Linked DNA regions of Homo sapiens: region 2 is linked to region 1. The links are chromatin loops, found by intact Hi-C in ENCODE. Cell type or tissue: mammary epithelial cell. All regions are shown on one strand. Links, peaks and the distances in the headings refer to the core of each region. The heading gives the core; the rest is flanking DNA. Region 1 overlaps ABCA13 (ATP binding cassette subfamily A member 13). Region 2 overlaps ABCA13 (ATP binding cassette subfamily A member 13).

Region 1 (16,129 bases), core at 5,257-13,256:
AAACCATTCAGTGAGAAAAAGTCATTTCCATAACTGATGTGGGGAATACTGGATATCCATATGCAAGAGAATAAAAATGGACACCTACCATACACAGTATAGAAAATTAACTCAAAATAAATCAAAGACCTTAATGTAAAAGCTAAAACTATAAACTTCTTGGAAGAAAACACAGGAAAAAACTTCAGGATATTGCAGTTGCCAGTGATTTTTTGGGTTTGCCACCATAAGCACAGGCAACAACAACAACAAAATAGGTAAGCTAAATTCCATCAAAATTAAAAACTTTAGTACAAGAAAAACTACAATTAATAGAGTAAAAAGGTAGCCCATGGAAAGAGAAAAAAATTGCAGATTATATTTCTAATATGAGATTAATATCCAGAAAACAACGAACTTCTACAAGTCACCACCACAACAAAAACCAACCCCATTCAAAAATGGGCAAAGGCCTTACTAGAGGATTCTCCAAAGAAGATATGCTAATGGCCAATAAGCACATGAAAAGGTGCTTAACATTACTAGTCCTTAGGGAAATGCAAATCAAAACCACAGTGAGATACCACTTCACACCCATTAGGATGATTATTATTTAAAAGGTGGAATAACAAGCATTGGTGAAGATATGGAGGAACTGGAGCCCTAGTTCAGGCTGGTGGGAATGTAAAATGGTGCAACCACTGTGGAAAATGATACAGCAATTTCTCAAAAAATCAAACATACCATAGGATCCAGTAATTCCATTTCTTGTTATATGCTCAAAAAAAGTAAAAGCAGGGGGCTTGAACAGATATTTGTACATCAATTTTCATAGCAGCATTATTACAGTAACTTAAAGATGAAAGCAACACAAATGTCCATCAACAGATAAATGGATAAACAAAATGTGATACATACATATAATGGAATATTATTCAGCCTTATAAAAGAATGAATTTCTGTCACTTGCTTCAACATGGATAAACCCTGAAACTCTTACTCTAAGTGAAATAAGCCAGTCACAAAAGGGCAAATACTGTATGATACCATTTATATGAGGTAGTTAAATTCACAGCCACACAGGCTAGAATGGTGGTTTCCAGGAGCTGGGGGAGGGAGAAATGAGGAGTTGTTGTCTAATTGGTACAGAGTTTCAATTTGAGAAGATAAAAAAGTTCTGGAAATGGATGATGATGATGGTTGCACAATAATGTGAATGTGCGTAATGCCACTGAGCTGTATACTTAAATATGGTTAAAATGGTAAAATTTATATTATGTATATTTTACCACAGTAAAAATATATATCATATATAATACATAAATATATATGTATATAAATATATGTACTTATATTATATATTTATCATATATAAAAACACATTTGCTAGTTAATTTTCCATTTGATATTTTCTATTACCAAAAAACGTCCTAGATGAAAAAAATATTTTTTGAGTACTGTACTTATTTTTATTTTTCTTTGTTTTTTAATTATTTTCAGTTGCTAAAATTCACATAGTGCAAATCTACCAAAGATCTCAAGGGGGCTATAGAATCCTTCAGCTACTCAGTTTCCTCCCCTAGAGGCAAACTCCATTACCAGCATCTTTTTACCCTTCCAAAGATATTTTACATGTATGTGTTTGAATGCACACTTGGTAGATTTTATTTCTTTTTTTTTTAACCTGTCATAAACTATTATTTGTTTATTATTATAGTTGACAAATAAAAATTATATTTATCATATACAACATGATGTCCTGAAATATGTATACCTTGTGAAGCGGCTAAACCGAGCTAATCAACATATGCAATACCTCACATAGTTTTTTGTGATGAGAAAACTCATCTATTCTTTTAGAGATTTTCAACAATACAAAACGTTATTAACTACAGTCACCATGTTGTACAATAGATCTCTTGAACTTATTTCTCCTATATAACTGAAATATTGTATCCATTTACCAACATCTCCTCACCACATCCCCTCCCAGCCCCTAGTAACCACAATTCTACTCTCCATTTCTATGATTTCAACTTTTAAAAATTCTGCATATATGTGACATTATGTAGCATTTGCCTTTCTGTTCCTAGCTTATTTCACTTAAAATAATGTTCTCCAGGTTCATCCATGTTGTCACAAATGACAGAATTTGCTTCTTTTTTAAGACTGAATAGTATTCTACTATGTACATATGCCATATTTTCTTTATCCATTCATCTGTTGATGAACACTTAGGTTGATTCCATGTCTTGGCTATTATGAATGGTGCTGCAATAAACATTAGAGTGTAGATATTTCTTTAATATACTGATTTCATTTCCTTGGATATATACCAAGTAATGGGATTCCTTGATCATATGGTGGTTTTATTTTTAATTTTTTAAAGAACTTTCATACTATTTTCTATAATGGCTATACTTATTCACATTCCCACCAACAGTATGGAAGAGTTCCTTTTTCTTGACAACCTCACCAGCATGTGTTATCTTTTGTCTTTTTAATATTAATTATTCTAACAGATATAAGGTTATATCTCATTGTGGTTTTCATTTGCATTTCTCTGCTGACTATTAATTTAGTATTTTTTCATATACCTGTTGGCCATTTGCATGTCTTCCTTTGAGAAATGTCTATCTATTCAGGTCATTTGATCATTTTTTAACTGCATTACTTGTTTTCTTTAACTGGGTTATATATAATGTATACACATATTTTATTATTATTATACTTTAAGTTCTAGGGTACATGTGCACAACGTGCAGGTTTGTTACGTATGTAAAATTAAAAAATTTTAAAAAAGATCAAGTGTGTCTCACAGGTCTACTCAACCAAACCAGAGGACCTCTAGGAAGCTTTGTGGTGTGGTCCCCTCTGCCATCTATGTAGAAGCCAAAAAATACAGAAGAGGTTATTTCAAAAACACCTGGCTTTTGTCTAATGGATGAATATTATTGAAACCTAAGAAGGTTTCACAAAGTGTTTGCGAAAACTGCTTCATCAGGTATAGTGCCAGCACTGTCTAAAAAGACCAGGAAGAATACAAGAAGGAAAGAAGACTATAAAAGATATGAAATAAGGCTTACATCTGGAAGATATAAAATTGTGATGATTTATGTACCTAACAGAGCCCGCAAAGACATAAAAACAGAAGTCAACAGATTTAAAGGGAGAAATAGGCAATTCTACAATAATAATCAGAAATATCAATACCCAAATTTTATTAACAGATAAAATAATTTACAAGAATATCAACAAGAAAACAAAAGACTTGAACAACCACTACACACAAACTAAATATTACAGATGTCTATAGAACACACCACCTATCACAACAGATGAACATTCTTTTCAAGAGGCATGGAACTTTCTCCAGCATAGACCATAAAACAAGCCTTAATAAGTTGAAAAGAGATTTGTTGTTGTTGTTGTTGTTGTTGTTGTTGTTGTTGTTGTTGTTGTTTGAGACAGAATCTCCCTCTGTTGCCCAGGCTGGAGTGCAGTGGCATGATCTAGGCTCAAGGCAACCTCCACCTCCCACGTTCAGAAGTTTGAGACCAGCCTGGCCAACATGGTGAAATCCCATCTCTATTAAAAATATGAACCCATTCTGGTTTCTTTCAGATTACAATAAAATGAAATGGGACTTTAATAACAAAAGGGAATTTAGAAACTCACAAATATGTGGAAATCAACACAACCTAAATAAGAAATGAAAGAAATCAAAAGAGAAGTTAAAAAATACTTTGAGATGAATGAAAAATGAAGATACAACATATCAAAATTTACAGGGTACAGCTGAAGCAATGCTTAGAGAAAAATTTATAGCAGTAAATGTTTATAATTATAAAAAACAGATCTCAAATTCATGCAAACTTCCACCTGAAGACACTGGAAAAACAGAGCAAACTAAATCTAAGGTAAGTAAAAGAAACAAAATAATAAAAATTAGAGCTGAATTTCATGAAATTGAAAAGAGAAAAATCAATAAAACCAAAAGCTGATTCTGTGAAAACATTACCAAAATTGACAACACTTCAGCTAGATTAACCAAGAAAACGGAGAAGACTCAAATTATTAGAAGTGGAAATGAAAGGTGAAACATCACTACAGGCTTTTTTTTTTTTTTTTTTAGACGGAGTCTTGCTCTGTCGCCCAGGGTAGAGTACAGTGGCACAATCTCAGCTCACTGCAACCTCCGCCTCCCGGGTCCAAGCAATTCTCTGCCTCCGCCTCCCAAGTAATTGGGATTACAGGCACCTGCCACCATGCTCAGCTAATTTTTTGTATTTTTAGTGGAGACGGGGTTTCACCATGTTGGCCAGGCTGGTCTTGATCTCCTGACCTCATGATCCACCCAGCTCAGCTTCCCAAAGTGCTGGGATTACAGGCGTGAGCCACCACGCCTGACAAACATCACTACAGACTTTTAAAAAACAAAAGGAATTATAACTGATTACTATGAACAATTGTATGCCAATAACATAAAATAGCATAACGACTGAAATGAAATGGACAGATTCCTAGAAAGACATAAAACACTGAAACTGATTTGAGAAAAATATAGATAATCTAATAGCCCTACATCAATTAAATATTTGAATTAATCATAATTAAAAAACCTACCCACAAAGAAAAGCCCAGACCCAGAAGCCTTCACTGGTGAATTCCACAAAACATTGAAAGAAGAGCTAATACCAATTATTCACAAACATGTCCACAAAATAGAAGAGAAGGGATCACCTCTCAACTCATTCTATGAGGTGAAGATAACCATGATAACAGCGCCAAAGACACTGCAAGAAAAGAAAATTGCAGACCAATACCTGCTATAAAGATACAAAAATGCTCCACAAAATACTAGCACAATAAAATCCAGCAATATATGACATGACCGGGTAGAATTTGTCCCAGGAATGCAATGTTGTTTTAACTACCAAAAACCAAAAATATACCATATAAATAAATAAATAAACAAAAAACAAATGATCATCTCAATAGATGCAGAGAAAGCATTTGGCAACATCCAACACCTTTCATGATTAAAAACACTCCACAATTAAGAACAGATAGAAACTTCTTCAACTTCATAAACGGCATTTATGAAAACCTAGTTACCATTCCACTTAACTCACACAATTCCATAATTAGAAATTCTTCCAGCTCTAGAAATAAAATCTGCCCAATTTTAATAATGGACAAAAAATCTGAATATGACTTCTCCAAAGAAAATATACAAGTGGCCATGAAGCCTATGAAAAGATATTCAACATCATTAGCCACCAGTGAAATGTAAATAAAACCCACAATGAGATACACACTAAGGTGTGTGTCACATCCACTAAAGTGTCTGTAATCAAAACAGCAGATAATAACAAGGGTTGGGAGAATGTGGAGAAATTAGAAACTTCATATACTACTGGTGGGAATGTAAGGTGTGATCACTTTAGATGACAGTCTAGCAGTTTCTCAAATGATTGAAACATATGATTCAGCAATTTCACTCCTAGGTATACATGTAAGAGAAAACATATCCACAAAAATTGTGTATATAAATGTTCATAATAGTATATTTGCAATAGTAAAAAACTGGAAACAACCCCAAATGCCCATCAACTGGTGAATGGACAAACAAAAATGTGGTATATTTATACAATGAAATATTTGGTAATCAAAATAAGTTGAGTACTGGCACGCTGTAACATGGATGAACCTCAAAAACATTGTGCTGAGTGAAAGAAGCTAGTCACAGAGGGCCACACATACTATGATTCCATGTATATAAAATGTCCAAAATAGGCACATCTATTAGAGATTGAAAGTACATTAGGGGTTGCCTATGGCTGAAGAGATGGGGATTTTGAGGAGTGATTGCTAAGTGACACCAGTTTTCAGAGTAATGAAAATGGTATAAGGTTGATTGTGGTGATGAATGCAGAACTCTGAAGAAGCTAAAAGCCACTGAATGGTCCCATTTATATGAGTGAATTGTGTGTTATGTGAATTATATCTCAATAAAGCTGTGGGAAATAAAAATATATGCCTAACATAATCATTAGGAGAATGCAAATTAAAACCACAATGAGAAACTACTACACATCTATTTTAATAGCTAAATTATATGTTTTTCAAATCTGATACTACTAAGAGCTGAAGAGGAAGTACAGCAATAGCAATTCCTACAGTTGCTGGTAAGGATGCAATTTGGGAAACATCATAAAAGGTTATAACATATTTAATTCTAGTTACTTATTCATGGGTTCATGTGCCTAGTAGACTGAAATCTCTGAAGGAAAGCTCTTAGATTTATTACCCTCCACATCCCTAGAGCTCAGCTCAGGGATCCTTGCTGAGTTGCTGCTAATAAATATGCCAGGAATTGGACTGAACTGGAGCTTCAGTCACACACCTAGATACCAAATCTGGATTCTGTTCAATCATTAAAGCCTATAAAGGAGGCTGCATACAAAAGCTGAAGCCATGATTTGGTCCCAAAGGGACAGAGGTCGCATGAAGGCAAAGCCCACATCCGGGGCTTTGTTAAACCATGCAAATCCATTACCAGGAGGGTGCCTGCACATAAGAGGCACACCACGCAGGTAGGCCAGATCAGTTTGTTTGTGATGAAGGTAAAATAAGATGAATGATGGTCATTATTCTAACTGTATACATTGAGAAATTTTTTATATACTAAGTCAAGTCCTGAAGAAAAGATAAATGTGTCCCATAAACACACAGTTTTTTTTTTTCAAGCCAGGATAAAACTCAACGTTTTTTTTGCCTCTGACCTGTATTTACTTGCCCCCTCACTATACACTCACATCTCCTCACTAACTTCAGAACCTTGCTATACAACTTTTAAAACAAGGGATGTTGAATAAGGCTGGTGTCATTGTTCCTCCAGCAGAAATGCAGGAAGCCATTCTGTACTTACAGTAGCCAGACAGATGTCCTGTAGGCCTGTGGTTCTGCAGCTCTGACTCAGTCCCCAGGGCAATGTGAGATTTCTTGTTGGAATCTTGCAAAAGCATCAAAAACACCTTTCGGAGAAAAAAAAACGCCATGTATTATTTTATGTTTCTATACACATCGCATTTCTTTTCTTCTGCCTCAATTGCCTAATCCGGTTGTGACAACATATGCCAAACACACCCCATATATTTCATTTAGCCATCCATTTAATTGGCATAACTCTAAGACTACCTAGGTCTCAGCAAAACAGGCTACCCATAGGATGCAAAGATGAATGAAACTTGACTGTGAACTCCCAGACCCTCACGGGCTAGTGGAGGCTGGTCAAATGCATAGGCAGTGGTAGGCAGGGAGGGGACAGATAGCAACACAGTGTATCCAATTCAACTTAAGTTTGTGACTCACTGTACCAGCATCTTAGGAATTCAGAGGTGAATCAGACAATAAAATTGCAATGCTCAGTTTACTTACAGTAGATGGGATCTCATACATAAAAATCCCCATTAAATGTATGCTTTCCATGGGCTATGATATATGATGTCACTAAGGTAGTTAATCAAATAACTTGCTTGAAGTCATTTCTTGGTTAGTAGTGGAGGCAGAAGTCCAACCTCAGTTTATTCAAAGCCAAATACTATGACTAAAGTAGCAAAAATAAGGTGAGAAAGCAGAAGTGCAAGCAGACACAAAGGGAAATGAGGTGGGGTGGAGACATCGAGGGCCTTGAGCTGCACCTGGATCGCTGGCAGGGATTTATGGAGTGATGGAAAGAGAATCTCTAAAATAAACATTGGGCAATTCACGAGAAGCATACAAGTCAAGGAGACATCGCCCTGCAGCAGCACAGTCCTAACTGCTGGAGTTCCACTCTTGGCAAGATGTGGGCCGGCTCTGTCTGCAGGCATAGGACTGCACCACGCAGAGTGTTGGCTGCCTCGTTGTATTAATAAAACAGAGATGATGATCACAGTATTTAAAGTTCAGTAGATGATGGCTGTAAAGTGCCAGGCACAGACTCTGGAAGCATGCAGTAAGTCTTCTATTATTCATGTGGTTAGCCAAGGTTTCCTGAACGTTCTCTGTGGGCCATGCACAAAGCTAGGCACTGTGCATTGCCACTCTCTCCCTTAGCATCATCTGTGCAGGTGCTTCCATCACCCCTTCCTCTGCACGTATCCATAGAGATATTGGTCCCTGGCCCTGGCCCCTCTCCAAGTGACTCCTGCTGGGCCAGCGTCACTGTCCATCCAGCTGGTACCTCCCACCCAATGCCCTGGGTAGTGAAGTCCTATACCTGCATATACAGATCTCAGCCCACACTGAGCACCCTGCCTCACTTCTGATTTCTCTACACAACCTCACCATTCTGATTCCTCTAAACAAGCAAAAAGGGATTGACTGTCTCTAGATGTTCCTGAGGAGCCCCTAACCACAGGGAAAGATGGGGGAAGGCACCAGAAAGAAGAAGCCATGAGCAAGCAAGCCTTCAGGAGAGGCATGCAATATCTCCGCACGTGGTTAATTAGTTTGCATGGAATCCTACTGAGCAAAATCTGCATGAGTAGCACTAGTGAAAGGTCAGATGCAGCTACCTTCATGTGAAAGATAACACTTTGCTGATTCTCAGTAAGACTCCAAGGAAAAGCTGTAAACCTCACTACTATTGCAAATAATAATAAGAAGAAGAATGATTAATAACATTTCTGAGTGTGCGCCAGCCATGTGACCTTGAACACATTATTTTACCACTCTTTAACTTAGTTTCCTCACATGATAAATGGTAATAAATAAGAGGCCGGGCGCGGTGGCTCACGCCTGTAATCCCAGCACTTTGGGAGGCCGAGGCGGGCGGATCACGAGGTCAGGAGATCGAGACCATCCTGGCTAACACAGTGAAACCTCGTCTCTACTAAAAATACAAAAAATTAGCCGGGCGAGGTGGCGGGCGCCTGTAGTCCCAGCTACTCCGGAGGCTGAGGCAGGAGAATGGCGTGAACCCCAGGGGGCGGAGCCTGCAGTGAGCCGAGATTGCGCCACTGCACTCCAACCTGGGCGACAGCGAGACTCCATCTCGAAAAAATAAATAAATAAATAAATAAATAAGACATATTATAGGATTGTTGCAAGCAATAAATGCATTTATATATAAAGTTATAAAAACGATGCCTGGCATGTAGCATGCTGGCAATGTCTGGTCTCAACAGTAGCTAGATAAGGATGAGTAAGTGTAGTAGGGTGTATGTGCTATGTTTCATCATGTAATTCTCAGATCAATCTGATGAGATGAGTACTATTATCCTTGCTTAAGATGAGGGCACTGAGGCTTAGTGCAGTAAGTCTTCACCTAGTGCATTTATAGGGAATTAAATAGGAAACAATAGAAATAGTGAAAATCAAGAATTATTCATTGACTAAAGATTTTCCTTTATATCTTATTCTAAATGGAATTTTCATTTAATGGTCATATTTAACTATGATTATATGAAGCATACCTTGATAACTAAGGCATTATTGATAACAATATTCATCTGTCCTTTTTAAATTTTCCTTTTCTAGCCCCTCTCATAAAAGGCCATAGTTGTATGTGGCGGGGAGGAGGGTGTGTGTGTGTGAGTGTGTATGAACATGTGTGAATGTATATGCACATGTTTGAATGCACACATTTGTGGGCATGTGTGTGTTAGAGGAGGAAACAGAATAAGGACAGAGTTTTTGCCCTCAATAATCTCACAGATCAGCAGGAGATACAATCAATTATGGTACGGCACTAAGTATCTGGGTACAATGTGTCTGAAAATTCTGGAACTTTGCCTATGAACAGTGAAAGGCAAGCCTAAGACCATCAGAATGTTATGCGTGCCATCAAGTGGCAACTCACCTTAACTGCAGGCAGGCTGTCCGGGAGGCTCTGAGATTTTGACAAAATGTCAAAGTAGCCCAATTAACAGAGAGGGCAAATAAAGGTTACTCTTTTCAAAAGCAATATGACACTGATCACTGTAATCAAAGATTTGGAGTCTTGATGGCAGACTTTGCCTTTGTTATTTTGCATTATAATTCTCACACTGAATCACACAGACAGCAACTGTAAAACTCCCCTTGGCAAGTATTTCAGGTAACCCTAACATCCAGAATAGAACATTACCCAGGGATTTAATGAAAGAAAACTTACAAGAAGGCTCCTAACATTTCACTGAATTCTGGACATAGAATTTCCACATTACATCATTTTACAGTAAGTCCTCACTTAGCGTCATCAGTAAGTTGTTGTTCACAACTGCAACTTTCAGCAAAAGGACATACAGCAGGTCCTCAAATAATGTCATCTCATTCAACGCCATTTTGTTATAATGTTGATGAGGGAAAAAAAGTTGTTTTGCTTAAAGTCTTAGTTTCCAAGAACCCATCAACAATGTTAACTGAGTTCTCACTGTATTCCTTCTTATCTGATACATACTTTCCAGCAATATTTAAATCACTATTTATACCGAAAGGTGTTCTTCAAGTTTTTTAAAGTAATTCAAATAAAGAAACGTAAACTCTCTTTCATTTCAACAATTATGAGGAGATGCAAAATACTGCAAAAATATTCTTATTAAGAGTATAAAAGTCCTGATCAAAACATATAAACAATCTTCCAAAAGAGATAGAAATAAAGGTTAGGCAACTGCACAGGAAGTGAATGCAGGCTAAACATCTAATGTCCTGGCTACACTTTCCAATTTAAGAAGAATGCTGCGTTTGTGCATTTAGTATGGAATGACATTATTTATACATATGTCTTCCTCCTCTTTTGGTGGTATTTTCTATCATTGTAACTGAATATAGGCCATAAGCCAATTCAAATGGACCAAATAAGACCTACACCTTCCCACTTTCATACAAAAGAAGTAGAATATTCTTTTCAATCTTATCTAATGTTTTGAATTTCACTGAAATTACAAGCTTCTCAAGTCAAAGGACAATCAAGTTGGTCAAACTAGTCATTAATTTTTAGGTAAATTCATCACACAAAGTAAATAAGAATAAAATAAGACATGATGAAATTATGTCTAAAGGACACTAACTAGCATGAAAGTAATTTAAAATGTAACAAAAATATGCTTTAAAAGCAATGCCTATGGTGTATCCACTCTTTCTTTTCAAGGGACAGTAAATTCAAAAGTTTTGGGATTCTTCATTTGGGGATCTACATCTCCTTAATTTAAAAGAGCTTTGAGGTCTAGGCATTTATGACAGCCCAGTGTCATCTCTACACTGATTGTGCTATCAGTCCCTCAGCCATGAGTCCTATGCCCCATCCTTTTGGGTTCTCTGTTTAAAGGGTGTTGTCAAGCAGCATGAGACCCCAGATATGATCTACACTTAAAGTGTCAGTTTGATGGATTGTGTCCTGGAGATGGTCAGTGCAAGGTACTTTTTTGCTTAGATGCTAGAGAAATTTTTGAAGCTGACCAAATTTTTGTAAGACAAGGACAATGGAACCCAGCTGAGTGATGACTTGAGCAGAGGAAGAATTTCCAAACTTGACCTACATGTCACATAAGATGTACTCTTTCTGTTTCCCCAAAGTGATTGTTTTTTAAGGAAGCAGAAGATGAAAACACATGGACAACTTAGATGATACGAAACACTAGAGGTACTAGCAACTGCTCTCTAAATATGGGATCTTGGGCAGGGCTGTCCCCTGACATGCTAACACAATGCATGCAGCAAGATTTGTTATTTTACAGGAGCTTGTATGAATTTCCTATCACTGCTGTAACAAATTACCACAAATGTGGTGGCTTAAGACAATGTATTTAGTATCTTACAGTTCTGGGGGTCAGAAGCCTAATATGGGCCTTCCTGGGCTAAAATCAAGGGATAATATACTCCCTGGACTTTCCCAACTTCTAGTGGCTGCCAATATTGTTTGGCCAATGGCCCCAGCCTCCATCTTTAAAGCTCATCTCTCCAACTGCTGCCTCATCATAACATCACCTTCTTCCTCTCTGACCTTCCTCGATCCCCCTTTGATGTATCCTTTTGATTACATCAAGTCCACCCAGATAATTTGGGATATCTCCTGCCACAGTCCCATATGGGTAACACTTACAGGCTTCAGTGATAAGGACGTGGACGTCGCTGGGGGACCATTATCCAGCCTGTCCTAGAACTATCACACCATCAACACACCTTTGAAACAAGGGCTGTTGATTTGAGGTGTCCCTGGAGACTACAGAACAGGAGACGTTGGTAAGTAGAGTAGAAAATTTTGGAGTCCAACACAAAATGAAAAAAAATTCAATGTCTGATTTTGGTCAGCTCATTACCTTTTTGGTCTCTTGGTCTCTCAGTTTGCTTATTCGTACAAGGGGAAGATTAAAAGACATAAGTTATAAAAAGTCAATTCTAGTTCACACTCAGGCTCTGTGACATCCTATAACACCTTGTTATAAACAGAATGCAAAGAATGGGTCACAGCACTCCAGTCAAAGGGCTGATAGCACAGTCAGTGTTAACAAGACAGCAGGCTGTCTGCATAAATGCTTAGACCATGAGACTGTTCTAAGTTAAGAAGACCTTAGCCCCCAAATGAAGAATCCTCAAAATACTGAATGTATTGTTCTTTAGGAAAAAAGAAAAAAAAGAAAAAAACAACAACAAACAGGATGTCACATGAAAGAAAAAGGGAACAGGGTCTCTCAAAAAAGTACCTGCTTCCTTCTCTTCCTTCCTCCCTCTTTCTTCCTTCTTTCCTTTTTTCTTTTTTTTTTTTTTTTTTTTTTTTTTTTTGTAAGAAAGACACCAGATTAGGGTTTGGGGCCAACAGAAAGTGGCAGCTGAAGTGGGGCAGGTTCACACAAGACAGCATGTGAGCAGAGCAGCAAAGCAGTGTGGAGGCCTTGGAAGATGAGCTGCACACAGGAGGACTAAGGGAAAAGGTAGCATAAGAATGAGTAAGTCGAGTTTCTCATTATCAGTGAAGGGCGGTACAAATAAGGCAAGAGGAAACACTAAATGAATGCTGTGTAATTGGATTGGAATTAGAGATGTGGAGTTGAACTCCTAGTTTTGTATTTATAGGCAGAAAGAGAAGCAAAAATAGAGGTGGATCTTTTACTTTATCCATGAGGGAACCTCAGAGCAGCAACACCCCAATCACCATGAGCGTATTGAGCAGCCAGGATTTCTTGGAGAAATGGCTGATTCTAGAGCCAGGGCTGGGAAAGAATGGCAATCCTAGAACATCTTGTTTTGTCAGGAAGCAGGAAAATGCTCAAAGAATGGGAGGCATGAGTTAAAAGGCACAAAAACCAGCTTGAAGGACCTCCCACTGGCTCAACTTGGTATGACATGAGCCTCAAAGTAAATAATGACCCTACTGAATTGTAACTCATTGAGTAGAATAGAATGCTATGAGTGGTTCCTTATATAAATAGGTCAATGGGGTAAAGAGAGAGTTCTTTCTTACTGGACAATGCCAACTAAAACACATGGAAGGAATGATGGAATTAGAAAAATCGCCACTTGGCAAGTGCCATAGTAATAATTTTTAATTCTGGCAAGGAACATCAGAAGATGCAAAAACAGGTGGGTAAGAAAAGTGGAATTTACAGATTCTCAAAATATATCCTCAAAAAAAAAAAGAGAGAGAAAAGGAAATTAACTTAAGAGTGGGAAAGCCTGGCAGACACCACTTTCCACTTTACCTGGGAAAAAAGATCACCTCACTAGCCATGGGACAGATCAGCCTTGTGTAGCAGGCAGCCAGGAGCAGTGGGACACAGCATCACCCCTGGAATATGCCAACTAAAAATGCATAACCTGACCAATCACAGCAAAATAGGGCAAACCCATATTGAGGCTCATTGTGCAAAATACGTGGTCTGGACTCTTCAAAAATATTGAGGTCATGAAAGTCAAGGAAACTGAGGAATTCTTGCAGATTGACAGTGACTAAAGAGGCCTGCAACTGAGTGCAGCTCGTGATCCTGGACTGGATCCTTTTGCTCTTAGGGACATGAGGGGCACAATTGAAACTTAAATGGGCAAAGATTTTACAGCAATTCTTTTTTCTTAAAAATTGTTCTAAAAAAAAGTCAAAAAAAAAAAAAAAGATCAAGCCCTACATCTGAGGCCCAGGCTTTACCTCTTAATGCTGTGTAGGATGGGGCAGCTGAGTTCATGCACCCAAGGAACTAGCATCCAGAACCTCCTTGGCAAAGGTACAAAGGGAACCCACTAATCAGTATTTAGCAAGCTGGAAGGAAAGAAACTTCACATCTCAGGCAGGCTCACCAGCATTTCTAAAACATTACTAAAAACTTCAAAACTATTAAAAAATACACTGCAAAAATTTACTCTGTTTGCATTATGCCAGAAAGTTTTGTCTTGGCTTCAGAGATTGCCGAAAATATATTCCATATGCAAAGCCAAGTCTTCTAACTCTCTATGGTCCCATCCCACACAAAGTAAACATTGTAACTTGCCAGGATTGTCCTTAGGTCCAAGCATTGGAGTAGAAAGTACAGATGCCTTAATGAAACTGGTGACTATCATGATTTCATTTTAAATCTTAATTTCACTAGCTTGTAGGTAAAGTTGGAGATCATAATTTATAGTAAGTGTATTCCAGTTTAGAAATAAAATATGCTTTTTAGCTGAAGAGCTCAACTGGAGAGTTAATTGGCAGGTCCTCCTCACTCCTGTAAAGTCATCAGGCAAAATGCAGATGAAGGAAGAGAAAAGCACCCTCAGCGCTACAACAGCCATGCTAACTGTGTATCAGACATAAGAAAGGAAAGTCAATGCTCGCCAAGTGTCAAGAGACAAAATTGGTTGAGACAGACATTTTATAGCCTCTACCAAACAAAAGAAGGTTCTCCAAAAGCCCCAATCTTTTTCCAATTTAAGATACCTTTCTCAAACGGCTCTAAATATACCATTTATATTTTGTTAGATCTCATATACATTGTATATATATTCCAGATTCTTTGCCCATGGTTGCCCTTAGAGAGATAATTTCTTTCTTAGCGTCCGTGTGTGTGAGAGATGTGGAAAAAGAGAGATACGTAAAATCTAGTAAATCAATATTTATTTAAGACCTATTATGTGCAAAGCACATACTAAATGTAGAAAGTAGAAATTACTGTAAGAAATTGAAGAAACATGTACTACATCTCCAAAGTAATTGAACAACTTGTTCTGTTGCTCCTCACTGACTAATGAGGAGTTCTTGCTGTTCTGGGGTGACTAACAGCAAGAACATGAATCCTGGATTTAAAAAATTGCAGAGGCATGTTACGTGGAAGAATTACTCTTTTCAGAAGGTGGTGGGGATGAAACTCCTCTGTACTTTGATTGGAGTGGTGGTTCTACAACTCTATACATTTGTCAAACTCATAGTGAATTTTACTGTAGGAATTTTACATATGAAGTACATAAATATAAATTTTTTAAGAAAAGAGGGCAAAGAGGAGGAAGACTGAGAAATTTCCAAAAGGAATATGAATGGGTAAAGTACAAATACAAATATTTTGTAAAAGAAAGGTGACTACTAAACAGAAACAGAGATATTTAAGGAATATAGCATAATATGGTTTGGATCTGTGTCGTCACCCAAATCTCATGTCAAATTGCAATCCCTAATGTCCAAGGTAGGGCCTGGTGGGAGGTGACTGGATCATGGGGGTGGAGTTTTCATGAATGGTTTAGCCCCATCCCCCTTTGGTAGTGTATAGCGAGTGAGTGAGTTCTTGTGAGATCTGGTTGTTTAAAAGTGTGTGACACCTCCCCACTCTCTCTTGGTCCTGCTCCTGCCACATAAGATGCCTGCTCCCTCTTTGCCTTCCACCTTCCATCCCCAGAAGCAGATGCTGCTATGTTTCCTGTACAGCCTGCAGAACCTTGAGCCAATTAAACCTCTTTTCTTTATAAATTACCCAGTCTCAGGTATTTCTTTACAGCAATGTGAGAATGGACTAATACATAACATAAAAAGAATTTTTAGAAGTTATTCTATAATGCAAGGTATTCTGTAACATTAAAATATAGACAGATTAAAATATAACAGTGTCTAATCTGAAAATACACCACTGCATATGTGTTTTGGATATAAATAGTAGAAAAAATATTGATAATTCCTCATATTTATGCCACAATCCAGCAATATGTAACCTGCACTCAGTTTAAT
Region 2 (16,129 bases), core at 3,000-10,999, 110 kb before region 1:
TAGGAACAATACCTTCTCAATTATTTACTAGAATAAATATATTTTCATTTAAACCTTTATCCAAGTTTCTGTTATCTCCCTAGGCACAAATTTCCCAGAAGGAAAATTATTAGCCCAAGTATTTTTTATATATATTGCCATGCTTAACTCCAGTAAAATTATGATTTATATTCCAAAGATAAGCATATAACAGTGTCCACTTTACTATACCTTCATGAAATTGTGCACTACATTTTAGTTGTTTATAATGATTAAAAATATATATGTATCTGTTGTTTGTTTTGCATTTTTATATTAATGATGGCAACTATTTTTAAAATGTTTATTAACCATTCACTTTCATATTGTGTTTAATGCTTAAGTCTTATGCCTATTTTTTATTTTTTTTATTTTTTACTTTTTTGAGATGGAGTCTCCCTCTGTTGCCCAGGCTGGAGTGCAACGGTGCGATCTCGGCTCACTGCAACCTCCGACTCCTGGGTTCAAGCGATTCTCCTGCCTCAGCTTCCCGAGTAGTTGGGATTACAGGTGCCCACCACCATGCTCAGCCAATTTTTGTATTTTTAGTAGAGACAGGATTTCACCATGCTGGCCAGGCTGGTCTCGAACTCCTAACCTCAGTCAATCTGCCTGCCTCGGCCTCCCAAAGTGCTAGGATTACAGGCGTGAGCCACCGTGCCCAGCTAGCCTATTTGTATTGTAATTGTAGTCTTTTCCTTATCACTATACAGTAATTTACATATTATACCTATTAATGCTTTGTCTTATTTGATCCTTGTTTTCAGCCTTTCAATTTTAATGTTTCGACTTACAGAAGAAATTTAAATTTCTATGTTTAAATATATCTGTATTTTCTACTGTAAATTTTACATTAATTTAATGTCTAAAAGAAATGTCCTTATTGAATAAACAATGTGTTTATTTGCCTTATTTCTAATTTTCTTTGAGGGATAGAAAATACCAATCTCAGGAAAATTTTGCAACTTCTTTTCCTTTTATCACTAATGTAAAATGTGTATACTACCTTTTTTATATTTTGATTTTCTCTTATCGATTAAGCAATCCAATTAGAAAGACATTATTTTATTACAAAGTCAATATAATGCACTGAAATATTTCTTAAGTCATTTAGCCATTATCAACCTATTCTTTTTGAAAAATGTCACGATTAGACCCATCTATTTATTCTTGTGTTTAAAACTTCAGAAATTCTGTGTAAAGCCTACTCTATTCTCTGCAATATCAATTGGAATTACATTAAATCTATAAAACTTGCTAGAGGAGAGTAATAGTAAGATGATTCAGCTTTTCCATTCAGCAACATGGTATTATCTTATTACTTATTTATTCTTTTATGCTGAAAACATCATCTACATTTTAACATATAGGTTGACCATATTTCCTTCTAAGGTTATTCATTACCTTGCATGTGTTTTTTTCTATTGTAATTGTTTTTCATATTATATAGCCTTGAATGTATTTATTATTTTTTCTGGCCACTTCAGTTGAAATTATTTCTTAATTGATCTTCTTGGGTATTTAAGTGTATGATGACACAAAAGATAATAATTAGCAGTATAAATACTCATACTATTTTTTAAACTATGTCTTATAGCAGGAACTTAAATTCCAGAAAATGCTAAATAATAATGTTGATCATGTTATTCTGTTTCTTATTTTAACAGGAATTACTCTAGTACTTCATAAATAAAAATGAAGAGTTGTATTTGTCATGTTTGTATGATAAACAGTCTTGTTTCTTGTGTTGATGACGTGAAACTCATTCTCCAAATATATTACACTTTGTAACTATTAGATAATTAAAGAGTTAAGGTCTCTTCCTTCCAACGTATCCTCTCATTCTCTTTCTGGTTTTCCCAACAGACTTTGCTTTACACCTTATCATTCTATGTCTTTCATATACAGAATTTCTTGACTGCAATGACTTCACATCAAAGAATGTATTTTATTTAGTAGTGTCTTTGCCTCATATGTACCTTTACTTGAATTATATATTTAAATGTTAACGTATTTATACAGTTTTGTTTTGTTTTCATTTGCATAATGGCCATTATTTTTAATTTCACTGTAATGGTGTGTTGTGTCATGTAAAAAAAAAAATACCTTTTTTAACCCAGTTTCTGAGTGTCTGATTTTTTAAGGAAAGATACTCCCAATAATATTTATTATAAAAATATGTGCCTGCTCTGTTATCTGTCAACTTTCCTTTTAAAATATATATATAGATATAACTAAGATATATATCATATGATATTTATATACATGATATTTTATATGTATATATATATCTCTTTTTCTTCTCCCTTTTAAAATATTTTATGTTCTGTCTCATTGATTGTGACTACTTTGTTTTCTCTAATAGTCAAAGGGTGGATAGGAACTGCATGTGATTTAGAGTTTCAAAAACTTGGATTCAAAGCTCCATCATGTTCTAGAAGTTTGACTTCCGGCAAGCCACTTAATTTTTCTGAATCTTAGATTCTTGTCAGTAAAATTAGGATAACAACCTCTTTGTCATTATAATTATCAAATAAGATCTAGAATGTAAAGCCCCTAACTTAATACTCGGCGAATAAGAGAGACACAGTAAATCATGGCTAATGAGATTAACATTTATGGTGTTCAGGAGCCACAAATTTCAATAATTTCAGATGTAATAGTCCAAGTAAATGTTTGATGGTGTCCATCAATAAGGCAACAAGCAATGGTGGCAACTGTGACAAACTGGAACCAACGCCAATCCAAATCCAAAATTTTAACACTATGCTGACCAAATAAAAATGCCACAGCCTTTCATATTTTAAGTAAATATCACAACATAAGATTTTCATCAGAAAACTTGTCTCCAATTTTTAGAGCCTTTTGTTAATCTTGCCACTACCTTAGCAGGACTTTAGTGTTCCAGATATGAGACTGCTAGTTTTAAGTCAAATAATTATTTATTCTTATGCCTGCTTCTCAACTGTGTTGATCAAATTCATAAAACAAATCTTAGTCTTAAATTCCTTACTTCACTTCCTTGTCTTCACTTCCTCTGGGACCTAGTCTATCATGCTGCAGCCTTGACAACTTGCCAAGACAAAAAGTTGAGAGTTACGATAGTAGGAAGAAGAGCTACAGAGAATAGAAAATAATAATAATAAAAATGCATGTGATTTCTGGCCTGAGACAACTATCAGTATATCAGGAGAACATGACATGCTCTGAGCCAAACTACAGTGGACAATTTTGAAATATATTTAGACATGTATTACTCTCAAGTTTGAAGATGTGCATTCATGGAGATTAGTAAATTAAACAGGAAAGTAAAAGAGCCCTGTTTTAGATAATATAACCTCAAAGAAGAGACAAAAATACCTTAATATATTGAATGAATGAGTAGATGTGTTTCAATTAGGTAGCAATAAGCTATGGGCTTCATGGGCAGGAAGGTACATTTCAACTCTCTAAGTAGTGAAAAATTCCATTGTGCTGCTAATTACCTATTTAATTCTTTGAATACCAATGTGCAATTAACATTACAAATAATCAAGGTTAAAATATAATTAATGCAAGCATGATTTAGTTATAATTAAACTAATTACACAGATATGGAGTATAATAAGGGACTTGCAGACCATTATTTGTATGTAAATTTATTCTTCTTTTCAAGAGTAGTTATTTGAATTTCATTTTCCAATTATTTTACAAATGATGAAATAGAATTACAAAGGAGAGAGTCAGTCTTCCAGGGATGAAGAAATAAACCTAATTTTGCTTTATAAGTTAAAATTCTTTTGTCTACATGTACTTGTAAATAGAGAAGTTAGAATTTTTTTTTTCAAAACCTACCTCCAAATTCAACAAAAATATCTTACTTCTTCTATGACTGCAGAGAAAAATCAAGGAAACACTTGAGAGAGATTCAATCCCATACAGCAGGATTTCCTTTCAGAGTAAGTAGTATCACAACTCTCTTTACACATACCAACCTCAAACACTTGCTCAACTAATAAATTTTCTCTACTTTCTGTTCTCAAACATAATTAGCTCTTAATGTTGAGTTTTCACCTATTGACATAGATTAACCCAAGTAAAACTGCATTATCTGCCGACAGACAGAAACAGATATAGCATGTAGCATTTGGAGCAAGATAGATTTGATTTCAGGTCTGCAATTTTCTTCATATAAGTTAGTTGCAGTTAAATGACAACAGCATGTCTGTTTCTGCACAAGGTGGATTTTATGTGGTATAGCATTGAACCTTCATTTAAACATTTGAGTTATTATTTCTAGTATATGGATGAAGAAATGACTAGAGGAGAATGTCGAGAGAATAAAAAAGGGAAATTCTAAGAAGTAAAAGAGATAACTAAGCACAAAGTGACACTTGTGATACATTCTAATTCTATCAGAATGAAGTCAGAATGATACAAGGAAACAAATACATGAAAACCTAATCTGTCACTTTCTGAGGACAGCTGAAAACCAATTGATTATTGTGAAAACTGGGTAAATAAATTCTGTCTCTTTTCCTGTATGAACTGTACCTCTGAGTAGCCAAATAAAAGACAGTTAAAGCATCTCTGTACAAAATTATCCAAACTAGTAAATGAAAACAAAAAGACTAGGTTAAAACATGACCATTTTGCAATGGATGAATTCACCTAAGCATTAAACATCAAAACTGCTAAAAGCAAAAAAAAAAAGACTAAAGACCAGCTATTATGTGCCTATTTTTTAGTTTTATATTTTAATATTTATTATTTTTACACAAGGTTATGAGATTGGCTAATTTTTGTATTTTTGGTAGAGACAGGGTTTCCCCATGTTTCCCAGACCGGTCTCAAACTCTGGGCTCAAGCAATTCGCCCGCCACAGCCTCCCAAAGTGCTAGGATTACAGGCATGAGCCACCTCACCTGGCCCAGACATTATGTGCCTCTTGATGAAAGAGAACATCATCTCCTGTTTAGTCATGCCAAAGGATTGAACCTGCGTCTAACTAAACCTCTGAATCCAGCTGCAATTGCAAGAAACAGAACAAATGAACATATTAAATTCCATCATCAGTATGCAGTCAGCAAAGTTTGTAGGCCAACTCACCATGTCCAACAGTTCAGGTTCTTCGACAGAGAGTTTGTAAAGAAATGAAAGGAATGGAGAAAGGACCTGTGAATTGAGTAACTTAAAGGCCCTATCAAGTATCTTACAAACATGCAAGATTAAACTATGGTGTCTAGGAATAGACTCTTGCGTAATGAATTCAAAAAAAATCATTTAAATGGAAGAGGTTGTATTTGGAATGGAGTACATAGAATGACTTATAAGTTAGCTACCAAAGTTCTACTTCTTGTCCTGAGTTTTGTTTACAAGATTGCCTTTAATAATACATTAAGTTGTATTAAAAACAAAAAAGATGCAAATAAGAGTTAACCTCAACAGGGATGTGATTAGATGGAATTTATGGGTTGGTGGTCTGGTTCTGTTTCTTGAGGTAGGTACAGATTATATAATTATATTCATTTTATGAAAAGTCATTGGATGTTCTTTTTCATATGTAAATTAAACTTCAAAAAAGTCTTTAAAATTATTTTGTAAAAATATTGAAGGAAGAAATAAGATAGGCTGGGCGCGATGGCTCACACCTGTAATCCCAGCTCTTTGGGAGGTCGAGGTGGGTGGATCACCTGAGGTCAGCAGTTCGAGACCAGCCTAGCCAACATGGTAAAACCCCATCTCTACTAAAAATACAAAATGTAGTCGGGTGCAGTGGCATGCGCCTGTAATCCCAGCTACTCAGGAGGCTGAGGCAGGAGAATCACTTTAACTCAGGAGGCAGAGGTTACAGTGAGCTGAGATCGCACCACTGCACTCCAGGCTGGGTGCTAGAGCAAGACTCCACCTCAAAAAAAAAAAAAAAAAAGGAAAGAAAGAAAGAAAAAAATAAGATAATGAGTATCTGAAAAAAAGCCTTCTAAAGTTTGATAAAAATACTATATTAAAATCATATATGTCATTGTTAAATACAGTGAGTTCTAAGTTTCTCTTCAAAGTATCAGTATGTCAGTATGTTCAGTTCTATGACCTTCATTTTAAAGTTTAACTTCCTTGTTCTCCTCATCTCCTTCCCCTAGTTTCAGTAAACAACCTCCCCACCAGTTGTAATCAGTAGTTCACAACTGTTTCCCTGGTCATCTGCTCAGTCCTGAGTCACCCCTGGTCACCTGCTCCATCCTGAGTCACTCCTGATCACCTGCTCTGTCCTGAGTCACCCCTGATCACCTGCTGCAACCTGAGTCACCCTTGGTCACCTGTTCTGACCTGAGTCACATTTAGTCATTTGTTCTGTAACCGTCTTTCCCACCAGAACTGCTCATCCCACCACTCTGGCTCGTAACCCTGCTCTCTTTAAAATAGCCAGTAGGAATTAGCTTAGACTGTGTGGTCCAACCCTAATCAATAGGGGAATGACACAGCAGTAGGGGCTACCTGCGTCAGGGATAAAAACTCCTTCCCCTCCCTTGTTCAGGTGTGCTCTCGCCATTGCTCCATCCGTGAGATGCATCCTTCTATAGAAGTAAAATTGCCTTGCTGAGAAAATTCATGTTCGAGTGCTACTTCCTTTGTGGCACTGAAAATGTATTTCTAACATCATTTAGAGAATAACAACAATACTATGATTTATTACATTTTTAGGATCAAGGTAAAAGCTGTACAAAAAGCATATTGGTAGTCCTCATAATTTGATTTTTTATTTTAAGATGAAAAACACAAAAAACACTTAAATCAAAAAGTTAGAAATAAAACAACAAAACTAGATTGAGAAAAGCATGGTGGGGGATTAAGAAGAATGACAAAGTTTGATAAATTTGAAAAGCAAAAATAATTTGAATTTCTAAATAAATTAATATTTCATCCTTTTAAAAATAAAAGTCAGAATCTGGAAAATATAACTTATAGAAATAAAACACAAATATACAGACACAGGTATAGGAAGGAAATACAAATTTTAGGAGAACCATAGTTATAATCCTATGTAAGTAATTTGCAATTTTAAATTAAATTAATGAGTTTCTAAGGAAACACAAATTGTCAAAATTACAAAAATGCAAAATAGTTAATAGCAAAAATTGAAAATGATGTTTTCAACAAATTAATTTTTCTTATGAATAATAAATATAAAATCTATATAGACTATTAGCATATGAAATTTAACAAAAATATTAAAAATCTAACAAAAATAAAATTTATTATGGAAAGCTAAGGATAGGTGGATAATCAACTACCTCTTATTTATAACAAATTTGTCAAAAGGAAAAGAACTATAAAATACATGCAACTTTATAAATGTTGAAGTTATAATTTTTTTTTTTTTTGAGATGGAGTCTCACTCTGTCACCCAGGCTGGGGTGCAGTGGTGTGATCTTGGCTCACTGCAACCTCCGCCTCCAGAGTTGACGTGATTCTCCCACTTCAGCCTCCTGAGTAGCTGGGATTACAGGCACACACCACCACGCCCACGTAATTTTTGTATTTTTAGTAGAGATGGGGTTTCACCATGTTGGCCAGGCTGGTCTTGAACTTCTGACCTCAGGTGATCCTCCCACCTCGGCCTCCCATAATGCTGGGATTACAAGTGTGAGCCACTGCACCTGGCCTTAAAGTGATAAATTTAAAATATTCTTGTAAGAACTTTTTATAAAATTGCCAACAAAATAATGTCTACATTAGATGAAAATTTGTAGATAATTTTCAATCCATCATTTCATAAATAGAAATATTACCATTAAATGAGAAAATGCATTGCCATTTAACATTGTTTTGATAGTTCTAAGGAAAGCAATAAGGAGAATTAGAATCAGAGATGTTACCATAGAGGGAAAGGAGGCAGGACTAGCCTGCAGCTCCTGCTCAGACAGCTGCATGTGAAGACTCATATCGTGAACTTTTGCTACAAGAATTACCCTAGGAACATACCAGGAAAGCTGAGAGAATCCACAGACCCTTTGAAGGAACTGGATCACTGCTGCTGGCTCAATGAGACATCGGAAAACCATGAGTCCATTTGCTTTCTCAGCAGGAAGGCTGAGTTCTCTGGGGCAAGTTCTCAGCCCTGGTCACCAACTGCCCAGAAATTGACTTGATGCTGTTGGGAGGGCCACGGTGGGAGTGAGACCTGTCTTTAGGACTGCAGGCTGTATGGCAGCGGGGTAAAGCCTGTGACTGCCGACTTACCCCACTTCCCTGGCAACCTGTGTGACTCAGCAGAGGCAGCCATAATCCCCTGAGGAACATAAATCCACTGGCCTGAGAACCACACACCCACCCCCACTGCCACCACAGCAAGCCCCACCAAAGGAGAGTCTGAGCTCAGACACACCTAACTCTGCCCCCATCTGATGGTCCTTCTCTACCTGCCCTGGTAGCTGAAGATAAAGCACATAATCTCTTGGGAACTCTATGGCCCCACCCACCACCTGATCCTTCTTCCACAAGGGCAGCCGATACACTCTTGAAAGCGCCACCTCCTGGCTGGAGGCCAACCAATGCAAAACCAGCACACTAAACAAAAATACAACCAAGGAACCTCAGAGTCCACTTCATTCCCCTGCTACCTCCACCTGAGCAGGTGCTGGTATCCACGGCTGAAAGACCTGAAGATGGATCACATCACAGGACTCTTTGCAGACACTCCCCAATACCATCCTGGAGCCTGGTAGCTCTGCTGGGTGGCTAAACACAAAAGGGTAAAAACAATCACTACAGTTGGGCTCTCAGGAAGCCCCATTCCTAGGGCAAGGGGAAGAGCACCACATGAAGGGAGCACCCTGTGGGACAAAAGAATCTAAACAGCAGCTAGAGTCCCAGATCTTCCCTCTGACATAGTCTACCCAAATGAGGAGGAAACCAGAAAAACAATTCCGGTAATATGACAAAACATAATTCTTTAACACCCCTAAAAGATCGTATCAGCTCACCAGCAATGGATCAAAACCAAAACAAAATCTCTGAATTGTCAGAAAAATAATTTAGAAGGTCAATTATTAAGCTAACCAAGGAGGAGCCAGGGAAAGGTGAACTCTAACTTACATAAATCAAAAATATAATACAGGACATGGAAGGAAAAATCTCCAGTGTAATAGATACCATAAATTTTTTAAAATCACAACTTCTGGAAATCAAGGCACACTTAGAGAAATGCAACACGCACTGGAAAGTCTCAGCAATAGAACTGGAAAAGCAGAAGCAAGAACTTCAGAGCTCAAAGGCAAGACTTTCTAATTAACCCAATTCATCAAAGACAAAGAAAAAAGAATTTTAAAAAATGAACAAAGCCTCCAAGAAGTTTGGGATTATGTTAAGCATCTAAACCTAAGACTAATTGGTTTTCCTGAGGAAGAAGGGAAATCTACAAGTGTGGAAAACATATATGAGGGAATAATCAAGAAAAACTTCCCTGGCCTTGCTAGAGATCTAGACATTCAAATACAAGAAGCTCAAAGAACACCTGGGAAATTCATTGAAAAAAGATCATCACCTACGTTTTAAGGAACCCTCAAAACCATGCAAATAAGCACATAGTTATCAGGTTATCTAAAGTAAAGACAAGGGAAAGAATCTTAAGAGCTATGAGGCAAAAGCATCAGGTAACCTATAAAGGAAAAGCTATCAGAATAACAGCAGATTTCTCAGAAGAAATCCTGAAAGCTAGAAGGGATCAGGGTTCTATTTTTAACCTCCTTAAACAAAGCAATTATCAGCCAAGAATTTTGTATCCAGCAAATCTAAGCTTCATGAATGAAGGAAAGATACAGTCTTTTACAGACAAACAAATGCTGAGAGAATTCGCCACTACCAGCCCCACTCTACAAGAACTGCTAAAACAAGCTCTAAATCTTAAAACAAATCCTCAAAATACACCAAAATAGAACCTCTTTAAAGCATAAATCTCACAGGACCTATATAACAATAACACAATGAAACAGACAAACAAACAAGACATTCAGGCAACAAATAGTACTAACATTGAATGTAAATGGCTTAAATGCTCCACTTAAAAGATACAGAATGGCAGAATAGAGAAGAATTCATCAACCAAATTTCTGCTGTCTTCAGGAGACTCATCTAACACATAAGGATACACATAAGCTTAAGGTAAAGGGGTGGAAAGAGATATTCCATGCAAATGGACACCAAAAGCAAGCTGGAGTAGCAATTTTTATATCAGACAAAACAAACTTTAAAGCAACTGCAGTTAAAAAAAAGATAAAGAAGGACATTATATAATGACAAAAGGACTAGCCCAACAAGAAAATATCACAATCCTAAACATATATGCACCTAACAATGGAGCTCCTAAATTTATAAAACAATTACTACTACACCTAAAAAATGAGACAGATAGCAACACAATGATAGTGGAGGACTTTAATACTCCACTGTCTGCACTAGTCAGGTCACCAAGACAGAAAGTCAACAAAGAAACAATGGACTTAAACTATACCCTAGAACAAATGGACTCAACAGATGATTACAGAACATTCATGTGCTACAGAATATACATTCTATTCATTAGCACATGGAACATTCTCCAAGATAGACCATATGATAGGACACAAAACAAGTCTGAGTAAATTTAAGAAAATCACAATTATATTAAGTACTCTCTCAGACCACAGTTGAATAAAATGGGAAATCAACTCCAACAGGAACCCTCAAAACCATGCAAATACATAGAAATTAAATAACCTACTCCTGAATGATCATTGGGTCAACAATGAAATCAAGATTAACATTCAAAAATTCTTTGAACTGAATGATAATAGTGACACAACCTGTCAAAACCTCTGGGATACAGCAAAGGCAATGCTAAAAGGAAAGCTCATAGCCTTAAATGCCTACATCAAAACATCTGAAAGAGCACAAACAGCCAACGTAAAGTCACATCTCAAAGACTTAGAGAAACAAACCAAACTCATACCCAGCAGAAGAAAAGAAATAATGAAGATCAGAGCAGAATGAAATGAAATTTAAACAAAAAAAATGCAAAAGATAAATGAAACACAAAGCTGGTTATCTGAAATGACAAATCAAATTGATAGACCATTAGCAAGATTAACCAAGAAAAGAAGAGAGAAGATTCAAATAAGCTCAATTACAAATGAAAAAAGAGATATTATTACTGATACTACAGAAATAAAAAATACTATTCAATTCTAGTATAAACACCTTCACACACATAAATTAGGAAACCTGAAGGAGATGAATAAATTCCTGGAAATATATAATCCTCCTAGATTAAACCAGGAAGAAACAGAAACTCTGAATAGACCAATAACAAGCAGCAAGATTGAAATGATAATTAAAAAAATTACCAACAAAAACAAATCCAGTACCAGAGGAATTTACAGCTGAATTCTATCAGACATTCAAAGAAGAATTGGGACCAATCCTATTGACACTATTCTACAGGATAGAGAAAGAGGGAATCCTCCCTAAATCACTCTATGAAGCCAGTGTCACCCCAATACCAAAATCAGGAAAGGACATAACAAAAAAAGAACACAACACAACACACCAATATCCCTAATGAACATAGATGAAAAAATCCTTATAAAAATACTAGCTAACTGAATCCAAAGCATATCAAAAAGATAATCCACCATGATCAAATGTGTTTCATACCAGGGATGCAGGGTTGATTTAACACATGCAAGCCAATTAATGTGATACACCACATAAACAGAATTAAAAACAAAATTCACATGATCATCTCAATAGATGCAGAAAAAGCATTTGACATAATCCAGCATTCTTTATGATTAAAACCCTCAGCAAAATAGGAATAGAAGGGACATAACTTAAGGTATTAAAAGCCATCTATGACAAACCCATAGACAATATTATACTGAATGGGGACAAGCTGAAAGCATTCCCCCTGAGAATTGGAACAAGACAAGGATGCCCACTTTCAGCACTTCTATTCAACATAATACTGGAAGTCCTAGCCAGAGCAATCACACAGGAGAAAAAAATAAAGAGCATCCAAATTGGTAAAGAGGAAGTCAGACTGTCACTGTTTGCTGATGATATGATTGTATACGTAGAAAACCCTAAAGACTCATCCAGAAAACTCCTAGAACTAGTAAATAAATTCAGCAAGGTTTCAGGACACAAAATTAATGTACACAAATCAGTAGCTCTGCTATACACCAAAAGCAACCAAACGGAGAATCAAATCAAGAGCTCAACATCTTTTACAACAGCCGCAAAAAAAAAAAAAAAAAAAAAATTAGGAATATACCTAAACAAGGAGGTGAAAGACCTCTACAAGGAAAAGTAAAAAACACTGCTGAAAGAAATCATAGATGATACAAACAAATGGAAACACATCCCATGCTCATGGATGGGTAGAATCAATATTGTGAAAATGACCATACTGCTAAAAGCAATCTACAATTTCAGTGGAATTCCCATCAAAATACCACCATCATTCTTCACAGAACTAGAAAAAAAAATCCTAAAATTCATATGGAACCAAAAAGAAGCCCACATAGCCAAAGCAATTGCTAAGCAAAAAGAACAAACCTGGAGGCATCACATTACCTAACTTCAAACTATGCTATAAGGCCATAGTCACCAAAACAGAATGGTACTTGTATAAAAATAGGCACATAGACGAATGGAACAGAATCAATAACCCAGAAATAAAGCCAAATACTCACAGCCAACTGATCTTTGACAAAGCAAACAAAAAAACATAAAGATGGGAAAGGACACCATATTCAACAAATGGTGCAGGGATAATTAGCAAGCCACATGTTGAAGAATGAAACTGGATCCTCATCTCTCACCTTATACAAACATCAACTCAAGGTGGATCAAAGACTTAAATCTAAGACCTGAAACCATAATGATTCTAGAAGATAACATCGGAAAAACCCCTCTAAACATTGGCTTAGGCAAAGACTGCATGACCAAGAACCAAAAAGCAAATGCAACAAAAACAAAGATAAACAGATGGGACTTAATTAAGCTAAAAAGCTTCTGCACAGCCAAATAAGCAATCAGCAGGGTTAACAGCCAGCCCACAGAGTGGGAGAAAATCTTCACAATCTATACATCTGACAAAAGACTAAGATCCAGAATCTACAAAGAACTCAAACAAATCAGCAGGAAAGAAACAAAAAATACCATCACAAAGTGGGCTAAGGACATGAATAGACAATTCTCAAAAGAAGATAGACAAATGACTAACAAGCATATGAAAAAATGCTCAACATCACTAATGATCAGGGAAATGCAAATCAAAACACAATGTGGTACCACTTCACTCCTGCAAGAATGGCCATAATCAAAAAATCAAAATAATAGATGTTGGCATGGATGTGGTAAAAAGGGAACACTTTTACACTGTTGGTGGGAATGTAAACTAGTACAACCACTATAGAAAACAGTGTGGAGATTCCTTAAAGTACTAAAAGTAGGTCTACCATTTGATCCAGCAATCTCACTACTAGGTATCTACCCAAAGGAAAAAAAGTCATTATATGAAAAAGATATTTGCGCACACGTTTATAGCAGCATAATTTGCAATTGCAAAAATTTGAAACCAGCTCAAATGCCCATCAATCAACAAGTGGATAAAGAATATATATGTATATATGTGTATATATACATCTATATATGTATATGTGTATATATATACATATATATACACCATGAAACACCTCTCAGCCACAAAAAGGAACTAAATAAATAATGGCATTGGCAGCCACCTGGATGGAACTGGAGACTATTATTCTAAGTGAAGTAACTCAGGAATGAAAAACCAAGCATTCTTATGTTCTCACTATAATTGTAAGTTAAGCTATTAGGACACAAAGGCATAAGAATGATACAATGAATTACAAGAATGATACAATGAATTTTGGGGACTTGGGGAGAAATGTTGGGAGAGGAGTGAGGGATAAAAGACTACACAATTAGGTACTGTGTACACTGCTTGGGTGAGGTGCACCAAAATCTCAGAAATCACCACTAAAGAACTTATTCATGTAACCAAACACCACCTGTTCCCCAAAAACCTATTGAAATAAAAAATAAAATTTAAAAAGGAGACATTACTGTAGAGAAAGTGTAGAAAACTGTTTCATTAATTACTGATAAGAGCATTCTCTTCTAATAGACTGCAAGGATTAATTAAAATACTTTCACAAATGAATTATATTTATTTTAGCAAGTGATTGTAAAAAAAAAGAGATTGTCAAATGTTAGTTCTTTCCAAATTAATTTATAAATGCAACATAAAGTCAATTAAAATTCCAGTGGGAAATTGTAGACACAATCCTTTACAGTTCTTTCTCTACATCCACAAAACAATGTTTAATCGATTTTTATTTGCCATATTCATTGCTACAAAACTAGGGTCAAGAACATATAACCTCTCTTAAAAATAAATATCTCTGCGGATCAGAAACTGAACAGAAAGCTGGAGGTCGCATCTCAACCTGTTGGCTGGTGGGTGCTGGGTTTAAATTCATAAAGACAGCTATGAATTTGACTACCCATCAAGTTACCATGAGTTTGCTGTAGTGGGAAAAAAGAAAGATAGATGCCTGGGGCCTTGTAACACAGTGCTGAAAAAAGAATGGGATACGAGGACATCCATATTAGAAGGCACAGCACAGGAGTGGTATGTGGAGAAAGAATCACCAGAAACTGGCTATGAAATTAAAGGTCTAAGATTTTAGTTTGTGATATTGAGCCCAGTTTGCTGTTAGGGTAAACTTGATAGCACACAAATCAAAGAGCAAATTGAGCACAGAGAGGTTTAGAGCAGGGGATTTCTTCTTGCAGTAGAGAGAAACATCATTAACATTAGTCCTGATCAGAGCAGGGGAAAAAGGAAGACACACTACCACACAGGTGCAGAAAGGGGCGTGAAGGCACCATGCCCTGAATGTTCCCAACCAAGCACACAGTTTAGAAGGAGGTGAAGAATCAGGTGCCCTGTGAAATGGGAGTGAAAGGGCCCAGGTAAGAGTGACATAAAGGAATGCATGAGTGTATGTTACCCACAGAGCCTGCAGGGGTCATCTGGCCTCAGGCAGCCTCTGAGTGTGCAGGGTGCCCAGGGACCTCACATATGTTAAAGCAAGGGGAATAAACATCTTGCCTACTCCCCTAGAGGCCGCTTTCTTGGTTTTTAATGTGTTCACTGCTCCCACCCTGAAGGAGTCATGACCACCTGAAAGAGGAAGTCTGGGTGGTAAAAAGAGGGAAACCATCTGGCCACTTAGGCTGATGGGAACATTTGAAGTTTTATCCAGAGGAGAATAAAGAAGAACCACCCCTTGGCCATTTCCTGCTCCCCTGAGTTCCATCTGCAGAGAGGAGCTGGGCACTTCCAATCCACTCTGATACCTCCCAGGGACGTCTGCCTTTGGCTGCTCTGTGATAAGACCTCCAAGGCCCTTTACTCCAGCTGGAAGTACTGAGCTCAGTTTATTCATATTTGGAAACTTTTCCCCACATCAGAGGAGTGGTAATTGGAAGGTAAATTTGGAGGAAAATGATGTTTTCAAATTTTATTCCACGGGACTGAGGGAAAATGCTGGGGGTTCTCTGGGCTTATTATCTCTTTAAGCAACAAAAATGATGAAATCTGTATCTTACCCCATGGGAGTCCTGATGATAGCATGTCCTGAAGTTAGAGAAACTTCACCATTCAGCATTTTGAAAGTCGTGCTCTTCCCAGCTCCATTCACCCCTAGAAGTCCAAAGCACTAAGAGGAAACAAAGTTAAGTAAAGCACATTCAATCAAACAAGCTAAATAAATAGAACAAGTTAAATAAAATCAAAATTATATCAGAAACAGCACTTGCTTTTAGCCAACTTTGAGTTGACTTTGCTGGTTTGTGTTATTTATGGAGTTTTAAAATGACAATAGTGTATAAAACACTGTATAGATTACAAAGTCCTCTCAAAATCATCATGGCACTTGAATGGTATAAGAATTTCAGCAGTAATTTACAGACAATAAATTCATGTGTGGAAAACTCAAGAGGATGAGAAGTAAATGCCAACTACCCCCAAATTATGCAGAGATAATATAATATTCTT

The links. A loop is a pair of places that touch in the nucleus more often than their neighbours do. Peaks named below come from ENCODE experiments on the same cell type or tissue, not always from the same donor. Only the 100,000 strongest peaks of a DNase experiment are listed, where the experiment ranks them.
Region 2: a loop joins it to region 1, with 7 times the contacts of the local background. A loop is called at or near these places in 3 of 110 quality-filtered maps.

What each region holds. Positions count from the first base shown.
Region 1 is chr7:48,418,656-48,434,784 of GRCh38, reverse strand. ABCA13 (ATP binding cassette subfamily A member 13) reads right to left here. Exons shown (of 62, transcript NM_152701.5): 42 at 6,914-7,019. Among named protein-coding and RNA genes, the nearest start is that of ABCA13, 260 kb to the right of the region's middle. In mammary epithelial cell, for the core only: a CTCF peak has its summit at 9,824 (motif pointing left); DNase peaks (open chromatin) are centred at 6,874, 7,374 and 13,254; H3K27ac peaks cover 2,495 bases.
Region 2 is chr7:48,527,898-48,544,026 of GRCh38, reverse strand. ABCA13 (ATP binding cassette subfamily A member 13) reads right to left here. Exons shown (of 62, transcript NM_152701.5): 55 at 15,682-15,791. Among named protein-coding and RNA genes, the nearest start is that of LINC02838, 170 kb to the left of the region's middle. RefSeq lists an enhancer at 5,652-6,851. In mammary epithelial cell, for the core only: no CTCF peak of the experiment used is centred there; a DNase peak (open chromatin) is centred at 6,266; H3K27ac peaks cover 976 bases.